Linked DNA regions of Homo sapiens: region 1 is linked to region 2. Evidence: chromatin contacts called from ENCODE Hi-C data. All regions are on one chromosome and are shown on one strand. The core of a region is the stretch at or near the end of the contact, and the rest is flanking DNA. Distances in the headings are between cores, read along the strand shown.

Region 1 (5,816 bases), core at 1,471-3,970, 49 kb after region 2:
TTCAGGAGAAGAGAGTTCTGTGTCATGGAACTTAAGAGAATTTCCCAAAAAGACATTTTGGGATTCCAAGGCAGGCAGACCACTTGAGGTCAAGAGTTTGAGACCAGCCTGGGCAACACGGCAAAACCCCATCTCTATAAAAAATACAAAAATTAGCCAGATATGGTGGTGTGCACCTATAGTCTCATCTACTCAGGAGGCCTAGGTGGGAGGATCGATTGAACCTGGGAGATGAAGGCTGCAGTCAGCTGTGGTTGTACCGCTACGCTCCAGCCTGGGTGACAGAGCGAGACACTGTTTCAAAAAAATATCCCCCCAAAATAGAGTGGCAAACAGCCCTACTACATGCCGCAGAGAGAGCAATAAGAAGGAGACTGCAAAAAGACCTTGGATATGGCAGTTGCATTACATTATTTGAATTCAAATCAAAGTACCATAGAATAATGTTCCCAATTATTTCCTCAGCCTTAGCAATGGTAAGTCTTTGTTTTCCTATCTGTGAGTATTATGAAGATCTGAGGAAACAATGAGATTCTTTTGCCAAATGACAACAAAATTCATTTTGAGGGCAGATAGACAGCTATATACAAGTAAATATACGATGAACTGTAAACTCGAGGCAACAAGGGAAGTTGGTATGAGTCACAGCATGACTGAGCATTGTTCAGAAAACAGCTCCCACCTCTTTGTTTAAGTTATTTCTAGCAGGTGGCTGAAGCACAGATTCAAGGGTGTGAGAACCTGGAATAATCATACATCTTCTTTTCTTCATAAACTCCGTTCTGACCCAAGAATCTTCACTCATGAAACAAAGTGCTGAGGTAGAAGAAAGAGGCCTGAACTCACAGAGGTATGATATTGAGTTCTGGTTTGGCTACTATCTAACAAAAAGCAAGTCACTTCTGAGGGCCTGTATCTCCTTATGTATAAAACATATGCTTTTCTAAGAGATTGTAAGGTCCTTAGACAAACCACCAAGTTTCATTTCTTTTCATCACCATTCTCTAGCATAGTAGTTTTATGTAAAGTGGAAACTGAATAAGAAGAATTTGAAAATAGTTTAGAATCTTGGTTTTAATATCTAATATTTGAAGTTCTGACATTTACTTTGAAATGCTTTTTGACCTCAGATAATAGCCAGATATATTTATTGAATGCTATAGTATCAGCAAACTATGGCCCAGAAACCAAATCCAGCACTCTTTCTGTTTTTATAAAGTTTTACCAGAAAAAGTCATGCACAATTCATTTACATATTGAGAGCTAGCTGTTTTCAAACTACAACAGCAGTGTTGAGTACTTGCAACAGAGTCATTCCAGCCTGCAAAATCTACTTACTATCTGGTTTATAGAGGAAGTTTGCCAACTCCTGATATAGGCTACTGAAGTCTGAATGCCAAGAAAGCATGTGGGATAAGGTCCAGGTCGGACCTTAAAGTTAGTGCTAAACCATGGGCATTCTTCCACTGGGATAATACAAAATCTGCCTTGCAACAGAATGAGTTTAGTGGTCGGTAAGCATACTTCTCTTTAACGTCCTCCTTTGTCTCTTGGATCTGCATGCTCAAGAAAGCTGTCAAAATGGAGCACTTAAAAGTAAAAATCAATCTTCACTCTTAAGCACTGGTAACTCAATATTGTCCAAAAGTAGGCCAAACCACACACATGGCCAAAGCTATTTTTGCCTGGCTAATTTTTCTTCATGCTCAAGGTCAAGCTATGGCCTCAGCAACTCTAGGAAGCACTTCTAGAAACACACCTGGTATATTTTAATGCCTGACTCTACTTAAGACTATGGAATCCTCAATGGATCATCTTTCTACTCCTGGCACATCTTTCTACTTCTACATGATACCACAGTGCTTATCATGGCATTTGATAGATACTCAATACTTTTGAACCAAATTGAACTAACAGGTAGTGTTCTTTCTGGACAAAGACATCTACCTTGGTCTGAGTTGTTGAAATGATACCAAATGAATTGAAGTCTTTCTGTCCAAAAACAGGAAATAAATACTAACTTCCCCAGATTTTTGTTTTTTTTTTTCACGCTAGTCCTCACCATTTTCCAATTTGATAGTAAAATGAGAGCAATATCATACAAATGTCAAATATTTGTTGAGCACCTACTCTGAACAAAGCAAATAGAAGTAGACATAATTCCCTTTTAGTCTCATGATACAATTATTTTTCCTCAAATATTCCCTAGAGGTCAATTACCATCTTTTATGCTGAGAGGATAGAAGCCTACCATTATTAACGACCTGGCCTGACAAATGTATAGGCTGAATAGTAGTAAGAGGAAGAAGACTGTCGGGGTTCACACCATGCAGTCTTCATCCAAGGAATCAGGATAAAACAGCAGTTGCCTTAATTTGGCTGGGCAAAGTATATACCAATTAATGATGAGATAACTGGTTCAGATAAAAGCTTGTAATTAATGAATCATTAAGGCACACACTTTAGGAACATAGAAGAATCAGGAGCCACACAGCTTGCCCAGAAGCAATCTTCCAGTTTTGTTGCTGTGCTTAAATGCATTGCTAATTTCTGAGAGCCTGCCATTTGTAATAGCACTGAAATGAATCACAGTGAATTTATGAATGTGAATCTGCATTGTTCATTACACAAGCTCTCTCCCGGGGAATGGAACCACCCTGAGAGCAACTTCTAATAAGCAGAAATTAAGTGTTACTGTCCCTTGCCGCTAGGAGGAAAAAAATATGTGTATGTGTGTCAGGGGAGGGGCGGCATAGTAGATAATTTGGTTATACATAAATAGTGTGAAGGGAGAGAGATGGGTATCTATTTTAAGCCTTTGTGGCCTGAAAAACCACATGCCCTGTGCTCAAAGCCAGGAGCCCTCTTACACAATAAATAATTCAGAAACCCCACAAGTGCCTGACTGGGAAGCCTGCTTCCTGAAAGCTGCCTCCTTGGCTAATCTTGGAAAAAGCCATGGATCAGCTGGCAGCTCAGACAAAATTCCTACTTTCCACCTAATGATTATGCCCAAGGCCCTCAGCCAGGATACTTCAGGAGGAAATCAACACAATCGTGTAATTGTTTGTGTTATTTATAGCTTGTTGTTTAAAACAAATGGAAATGACTGGACTCCTTGTGGCTAACTTAAGATCTTGTTCATGAACTCAGCAGGCGCTTTTACTGGGGCAGATTTAAAAAACAAATTCAAAATATTGTACACTATCCAAGGGAAATATGGCAAGCCAGAAACCTCTCCTTTTGTTATTTTTCCCCTTGTCTCTCCAGTATCTTCTTTGACATTCACCTGGAGGAATTTTGAAGGAAAGGCCAATCAGCTTTATTTTTTCAACTAGACCCCAATATTTCTGTGCAAAATCCAAGGAAGCAAAAAGCCCAAATGTCTCCCATTTGATTAATCTCTGATTTTAGCCTGATTTACGTGATGGTAAGAGATTTATGCAAAATACTATTGAGACATAGCCAACACATAATGTACAAACTACAACAATATGTAAACTATAACATGTCATCAAAAGCTACTTTATGACTCTAGAGGAAGGCACCCATGCCCCAAATTGATCAAAGCTATATTTTTGGTTTGGTGGAGTGTTTTGTGTTTGTTTATCAGACTTCAGCCCATTGCACCTCAAAAGCCTTATCTTTTAGGATGTCTTTAGTCAATAAAAAGCAAGAACCTGAAGTCAGTACTAACAAATGCATTTTAGTGTGAAGGGTGATTTCTGCAGACTTCTAAAACTATTCAAGGTTATTGACACACACAGATGAATACCAATGTGCTATTATGTTATTTGCTGTACAATATAAATGAGATCAAGTTTCCCTGGGCCTTGAAAATGCGTGTCCGACCTGAAATGGCTCAATAAATCTGCCAAATAAATAGCGGGTGTTCCTACCCCTTGCTCTGACTCCTCCACATGTCACCTTAAAAAGAACAAGCAGAAAATGTCCCTTTATACTGATATTTACTGATTCTGCCCAATGCTTATTTGCCTCTAGGGGGCATTTCTAAAGACTGCAAGGAAAAGCATTTCAGCTATTATGGCTGTCAAACCAGATGGCTCAGAAATAGGTATTAGATCTATTGATAAAACAGGAAAAAGAAAAAAATCATTTTGGGCAAGTCAGCTTTTCTTACCACAAGAAGAAAAATAGTCAAACTGGCTTTTAAATTAAATTGAATTGTGAGATAGGGGAAAAGTATCTTTTAAAATAATTTCTTTAAAGATTTTTATATAGTTAACTCTCCTGGATAATAGTGTCTGACTTTTGACCTAGAACAAATGCCATAAAAATAAAATAAGTATCATTAGAATGATGCTCAACATCAAAGGTTACAATTACAATGGTCACATTAAGTCATAGAATAGTGTGGAAGATTCAACTTTGATTGATATAAGCACCTTCCATTTTTTAAAGTTAGCATGTGTTTGGAAAAGAAGGAAGGTGTTGCAACACTCAGAAATTGACTATTGTGTGTCAAAAGAGATACTCTTTTGAATGGATTCTTCAAAAGCCTCAAATCAGTATTATAATTTAGTGTTACACCAACTTTATTTTCTTCCAGATTCTGTTTCTCAATCTATTGGTTCTATTGCATCTTTCATCACTTTTAATATGTCACTTTGTTCTTCTTTAATATTCTTTATATTTTCATAAAGGCTTTTAACTCCCAGCATATTGCAAACACCAATTAACTAAGCTACTCAACATCCCTATGTGTGTAGAAGCATTCTATTATTCTTGTTTTAAAGCTGGGAAAAAGAGGTTCAGTGAGGTGAGGTGACTCGCCTAACGAGCTAGTGGGAGAAGCTAGTCTCTCAGTTTATGACACCTAATTATCTGCATTAACAGGACATGATAATCTCCTACCTCTAATCTTTTCATGGCTGTACATTATGTGGAGTAAAGACATCAATACTGATGTCAATTTGAGAAACCAGCCACAATTTTACAATACAAACCCATTTCTGCTTTCAAAACAAAAAACCAAATTTTCATTGAAAAATTCCAGTAGCCCCTTCCAAGTATTAGGTTGGTGCAAAAGTAATTGCAGTTTTTGCCATTAAAGTAGGACCAAAATAGCAATTACATTTGCACCAACCTAATACATCAATCATAATTCTTATTTTTCAGTGGGCAACTTAGCACCTAAAAGTGGCTTAGTCATCTGATCTTTGACAAACCTGACAAAAACAAGCAATGGGGAAAGGATTCCCTATTTAATAAATGGTGCTGGGAAAACTGACTAGCCATATGTAGAAAGCTGAAACTGGATCCCTTCCTTACACCTTATACAAATATTAATTCAAGATGGATTAAAGACTTGAAAATAATACCTAAAACAGTAAAAACCCCAGAAGAAAACCTAGGTAATACCATTCAGGATATAGGCATGGGCAAGGACTTCATGACTAAAACACCAAAAGCAATGGAAACAAAAGCCAAAATCGACAGATGGAATCTAATGAAACTAAAGAGCTTCTGCACAGCAAAATAAACTATCAGCAGAGTGAACAGGCAACCTATGGGAGAAAATTTTTGCAATCTACCCATCTGACAAAAGGCTAATATCCAGAATCTACAAAGAACGTAAACAAATTTACAAGAAAAAAACAAACAACCCCATCAAAAAATGGGCAAAGGATATGAACAGACACTTCTCAAAAGAAGACATTTATGTGGCCAACAGACATATGAAAAATGATCATCACTGGTCATTAGAGAAATGCAAAACAAATCAAAACCACAATGAGATACCATCTCATGCCAGTTAGAATGGTGGTCATTAAAAAGTCAGGAAACAACAGATG
Region 2 (6,360 bases), core at 3,082-5,581:
TCCAAGCGAGAGATGGCAGTAGCTTGCCAGGGATGGTGGCAAGGAGATGGAGAGAAATAGAATACAAAGGTTTTAGAATAAGCAACAAAAATGGGGAAGACTGGAAAAGGAAAGGTCAGGGTGAGCGAGGGAAGGAATCAAAAGATCTGTCTTGGACATATACATTTTATTTGCCTACTAAACATGCAAGTGGATATTTTTAAGCAGAACTGAAAATTCGGAGCAGAAGATGTAAATTTGGAAGTCATTTCTACATAGCCACGAAACTAGATACCAAGGGAAAGAGTGCTGACAGCCCAAAATGATTTCATATTCAAACCATCAAAGGAATTACAATGAATTGAAATGGATTCAATGGTGTATCAAATATCAAAAGAAGATAGCATAAAACAGGACTGTATTCCAGACTTCCTCCTTTCCAATTTACTCATGAAGGATTTGCATACCACTTCAAGTCTTTTTTAGAATGAAGTGGGCATTAAATATATAACAAATAATTTGTTATAGCATGTGTGCCTTCTTCCCATGTCAAACAGGAAGTTAAACATTCTTCTCTCTACTGATCACGTAATATCAGTGTGGCTTTCTGGAAGTGCCCTTAAATAGCATGTTAACCTGAACTTATTACCAAGCTCAAGACCATTTCACCAAAACCAAAAGTGTTTGGCATGTTTATGACATGCAGAGTGATAATTATAAATAAATCCATTTCACAAAAAAACCCATTTAGTTTTAGTTCAGTATATTGTGCAGTTAACTCAAGTTTTAGAACTACACAAATGTTGTTCTCCTCAAAACAAAATATTCTAGAAGAACTATATTAAAAGCAGTTAAATAGCAGAAGCCAACTCCTGCCTTTACATCCTCTTTAGCCACACATCTCTCGATACTCTGGGGACAAAGCTCTTATTCAGGATTTGCAAAACAATCTCTTGGGAATTTTATTTTTAAAATATTCACACCCAAGCCTCACTCTTGGAGATTCAAATTTGGTAGGTATGTGAAAAGAGTATTCTGAAGAAATTCTTCATGAAATTTTGCTGCTGATTCCTGGTTAGGAATTTCTGCTCGATGGTAAGGACCTCTGAGGTTTCAAGGGAGTGAGCATTTGAGATCCAGAAAGGATTTGGGGAAGCTTCTTTGCCTTGCTTGCCCCACTTGATTGCCTGCAATCCACCTGTGAACGTCACCGTTTAATTTGAATAATAACTCAAGCAAGGTTCTTTAATTTTTATAACAAAATAGATAAATTTGTCAAATATATGTCTAGCATTTTATCTAACGCAGATGGATCTCCTCTAGCTCACAATAAGAATAATGATATTTTAGGCAAATATGATGACTGTCATATTAATTGCTCTCTCGATTTGTTCAAAATCTACATTAGTCAATAAATACAAAACAGGGACTGTACTGCATATGTGATATTCTCACCAATCAATCTAAGTTTCTCTTCCTGAATTATCAGAAAGTCAAATTTATAAACTGTTTCACCTTTGATTACTTTAGCTTCCTATAGAATGCCTTCAGACAATGTAAATTTTAAACACTAAGCCCTCATGTTTTATGAAGGTTTATAAAAGAAATAGCTTCAGCTAATAAAATCTATTGAGGATACTATCTACATGATAAATTTCACCTCAGAGTAAAAATCCAGGGAAAATTTAGCTAATATAAATTGATATGCCTCATTCCATTTATAAAGAGAATTATCACTACCAAGAACTACTGCAGTAAGTTTTATGTGCCACTGTAGTAACCATCCCTAATCAAGGCTTTCTGGTTCAAGCATCTTTCCAAATCACTTCATTTTTTAACCTTTGTTTTAATGATGCCATGGTGCCTATGGCTTTTATTATAAGTTACTTCAAATTCTTTTTGGAAAGTGGATTGATTATTAATAATAAAATCTATCCTGGATTCACTATCTCATAAAATCAATATTTATTTATTTTTAGTTATTGAGAGAACACCTCCAACAAGTGTAGTGTGAAGGTTTTCTAAATTAAATAATCCAAAAACCTTCTGCTTTAAAACAACAACAACAACAAAAACTTAGTAAAGCATATCCTGCCATGACAAGGGTTTCTTTCAGGAAGTTTACATTGTGGTCAAGGATTACGACTGCTCCTTTAGCATCTGGAATAGAACTTTGTGAGCTCCTCTTCCTCTTTTCTACAACATCACCATTAGTGATATTTAAGCACTTCCTATGTACCAGGGACTGAACCAGGAGCTTTGCTGCAAGCTTGTCTAATCCTCAAAACAAAGTTGAACCTGGTCCCAATAATGTACCTATTTTAGATGATGAATCTGAAACTTAAAAAAAGATTAAATATATTGCCCCCAATACATGGTTTTAAATAAATGCATAAACTTGTGCTGCTAGATATACAATTATTAGACTTAGCCCTGGCTGAGACTAGGAGAAACAATGTATGGAAATGCTTCTTCTCCAGATTCAGGGATAAAGTCTCCTCTGCTGCTCTCAGGAACTTGGGCTTTCCTGATCTCACTGGAAATCAGAAAAATGGCTTTGCTTTTGCCCTTTTACAGCAGGCAAACAGTTGAACCTAACACATTATATGGTTACCTTTCTTTAATCTGAGCTTTGACTTTTCTATTTACCTGTGTTACTTATGTTTAAAAATCTAAACGAAGGCTTAGAGAGTGGTAGATCCACTGAGCAAAGGATCAGGTAGATGCAGTTGACTGTCCCAAGGCCCTTAGGTTCCAAGTGGCAAGGGATCATAGGGAGCATTCACTCAGCTGACAAACTGACCACGCAATGTCCCCAAAATGGGTCTCTCACAGCCCTTTTTTTCTCTTACCGCATACGGAGAGGGAGCCATTGCCTACTTACCATGAGGCATATTTTTTACTATAGCCTTGAGGATGATATGTAATAGAGCATTTGACTCATATTTTTGACTATAGTGTTCCAAGATTAATTAATAAAACTGTTTATTGATCCAATATGTTTTATATGGAATTTACCAGCTTGGAAATCAGGAAACCTGGTACATAATCCTGGTACTTATTCTGGTGATGTCTGACTCCAGATAAGTCATTTAAGTGCTCTGTGCCCCAGCTTCTTAACTGTACGTGAGAGAATTTTGTTAGCTTGTTTTAAGGTCTCTCCCAACTCTGAAAATAAATGAAGTTACCAATCTCTATGATTTACTGTATCAAGCTACTCTTTACTGGGCTAAACTTTTATTCATGTAATCTCCTCTAATCTGGAAGAAAATAATTCAAAGTCAAGAGGCAAAAGTAAGAAAGTGCTTTTTTACAGCACAAGGATAAATTTAAGCATGATGTATTCTCACATGCTTCATCTAGTCATTCATGAGAGTTTTCTTTCATTGTTACTCATTTCCCTAATTGACTTTATATTTGACACACGGAGCATCTGATACACGGAGATGAGGTCAAAATAATCATTGATGAATTTCCTTTCAAAAATGTAAAAGTTGCTTCCTATTGTATGAGGAATTCCTATTCCTGAATGAGGTCATTTTTTCCTATTCCTATAGGAATTCCTATTCCTGAATGAGGTCATTTTTTCTAAGTTACCAGATTCCAACACACTGCATTTATTTATCTAAGATTTGTAATTATAGACTGCTCTCTAAACCTATAAATATTTAACATAATATTTCCTTACAGATGTTTTAGAAAAACAAATGTTTCCTTTCTCTAATTCCTCAATTCAGTGAATCAGCTCTGGGATGAGAAATTTCATCAGCACTTGCTACCAAGACCAGGGAAATCTTTGTTCTTAAAAAAGAAAAAAAATTCTGAACCTCAATTTACAATGTTTATTACTTTCCCTTCCCCACCAAAAGTAATTTTCTACTATTACTCATATTATTTTTTATCATATTATTATCCTATTTATCATATTATCTATCATATATTATTATCCTTTATTTTAATTCAATTTACACACAGCCATGCTTAGTCTAAGTTTTATGTTAACTTTTCTAGAGACATCCTGCCTACAGTTTTTTCCTTATTCCAAAAATGGCAATAAGCCAAGCCCCACTTTCTTCTAACTTAATTTTTCCAGACATCTTAATGGCTATGTCAGTTTCCTGTCATTGTTCTCCTATAGGATTTCCTTAGTCCCCTCCTGATGCCTTTGGCGGGTACACATTTATACTGAAATTGACAAAGGTAGGGAAAAGTCATTAACACTGTTCAGAGGAGAAGAGACTTATTCATTATGACATAACTAAGTTGAAAAGCACAGCTAATGGACTATTTTGGTAGCATGACTTGAGATGCAGAAGCCTTTCAGTCCCTGGAAACAGTTGCCTCTAAATGGCACTCCCAAGGTCAGGAAGGAAACATGACATCACTGAGGAGCAGCTGCCTCTGAGGTAGTGAAAAGGAGCTTCAAGAAGCTCCTGTGATTAAAGGTACATTAATCATGACCATCCAGTTGGCTAAAAGATAAGAAAAATACAAGGATTTAAGGGCAAATTTAGAAAAACTCCAAGAAAAAAAGAGTTTGAGTTTTGTTTTCATATTCAGTGAGCTCTTAACCTTGAAAGAATGTTTCTTAATAAGCATTATTGTATTTTCATTCTGTAAAGAAAATAAGTGATATCATTTTCTTCTCACCTGTGAGTTCAAAAGCAGTACAGTTTCTCCCTGCAGAGTCCAGTGTGAACATTTAGACACTTATTTCACATTTATCTGTGTTGATTTGGACAGGAAAGAGGAGATATTGAACATGAACATTTTGAACCACAATATTTTTAAAAAGCATATCATTATTGAAGAACCTCCACATAGTATTTAAGGAATCCAAAGAACCCAATGTTGAAACATGCTTGAAAACTATTACTTTTCCTAATGTTAAGAGCTTTACTCAATGCCAAAGCAGACAAAGTTTTGCTATCAGTCCCATTCCTTATAACAATCTAACTCTTTATTTTTATTTGGAAACTATACTGAGCTGGAATATGTTGTAAAATTAATGAATATTGTCAACAGTAATAATATGTATGTTAAATATTAATATATATGTTTATGAAATATGTTTAACTTTAGACTCATTTAAAATTGCATCTCTTGAGTGGAGTATCTTAGTTTCGTATTGCTCTGTTGCAAATTAACACAGACTTAGTAGCTTAAAACAACACAAGCTTATTCTCTTACATCCCAGAGATCAGAAGTCTAGAATCCAAGTGTCAGCAGGGCTACATTCCTTCTGGAGACTTCAGGGGAGAAGTCATTTTCTTGCCTTCTTCGATCTTTAAAGGCTGTCTTCATTTCTTGGCTCCTGACCCTTTGAGTCTGTCCTTACATATCTTGCTACTTTCTTTGATCTCCTACCCCTCTCTTATGAAGTTTGTAAGTATATCAGACCCACTGAGATGATTCAGGACAGTCTCTCAATCTCAGAATCTTCAATTTAATCCATCTGCAAAGTCCCTTTTGTCATATAAGGTAAGATTTATAAGTATAGGGAATTAGAATGTGAACATCTTTGAAGGACCATTTTCAGCCTACCGCAATATACTTTACAATACTCAACAATATACTTTACAAATCTTAGTCTTAGTGGAAGATGACAGTCAAAAGTCAATTAAAAGATATTTATAAGAAGTCAGACAAAGATTCTACATGTTAACAACATTCTAAAAGTGGAAATACTGGGAATTAATTACATATGTGACAGAAAAACATTGCAGCAATAAAACGTGAGTCCATCAACTTAAGAAGGATAAAATGGCAAAGGAATGTTGAATATAATTAATCTGATCTGGGATTAAATTGGAAATTATGGAACTTGTAATTGCAAGCTTTGAGTGAATAACCATAGATTTTTGTTTGTTAAAGTTTTAAAGAAAAAATGTCCATCAACAGATCAACAAATGAACAAATTATGATATATCTATACAATGGAATATTATTCAGCCATAAAAAGGAATGAAATACAAGCTAAAATACAAATAAACCTTGAAAATATTATGCTAAGTTAAAGACACCAGACGCAAAAGGTCAAATTCTGTATGATTTCTTATATATGAAATATCCAGAATAGGAAAATTCATAGAGACAAAAAACATATTACTGGTTGCCAGAAGATTGACAGAATGGAGAGTATGGAGGGATTACTTACTTTTTCCTCATTTAGAAAAAAGTGCAGCAGCAATTGCTCCTGGCACAGTACTCTCGGGGCAAATGGGAAAAAGGTAATGGATACAGAAATTATTTTAAAAGTTTTGAAACTAGAGCAATGTTATAGTTATACAACATTGTGAATACACTAAATGCTACTAAATTGTACACTTTAAGATGTTTAACTGTATGTTATATGAATTCCATCTCAATAAAAAAAGTTCT

What was found. A loop is a pair of places that touch in the nucleus more often than their neighbours do. Pooled maps may share reads with other maps.
Region 1: a loop to region 2 is called in a map of endothelial cell of umbilical vein, with 8 times the contacts of the local background. The contact joins two enhancer-like sites. A Hi-C loop is called at or near these places in 6 of 168 maps with a recorded cell type or tissue (cardiac septum, endothelial cell of umbilical vein, heart left ventricle and 2 more) and 8 of 50 pooled maps.

The regions. Positions count from the first base shown.
Region 1 is chr12:88,943,836-88,949,651 of GRCh38, forward strand. No RefSeq gene overlaps it. Among named protein-coding and RNA genes, the nearest start is that of LINC02458, 73 kb to the right of the region's middle. Within about 2 kb of position 2,721, at least 5 of the 41 ENCODE cell types and tissues checked have a DNase peak (open chromatin) inside an H3K27ac peak, as active enhancers do; they include endothelial cell of umbilical vein, where a contact is called at or near this core.
Region 2 is chr12:88,893,685-88,900,044 of GRCh38, forward strand. No RefSeq gene overlaps it. Among named protein-coding and RNA genes, the nearest start is that of LINC02458, 120 kb to the right of the region's middle. Within about 2 kb of position 4,332, at least 3 of the 41 ENCODE cell types and tissues checked have a DNase peak (open chromatin) inside an H3K27ac peak, as active enhancers do; they include endothelial cell of umbilical vein, where a contact is called at or near this core.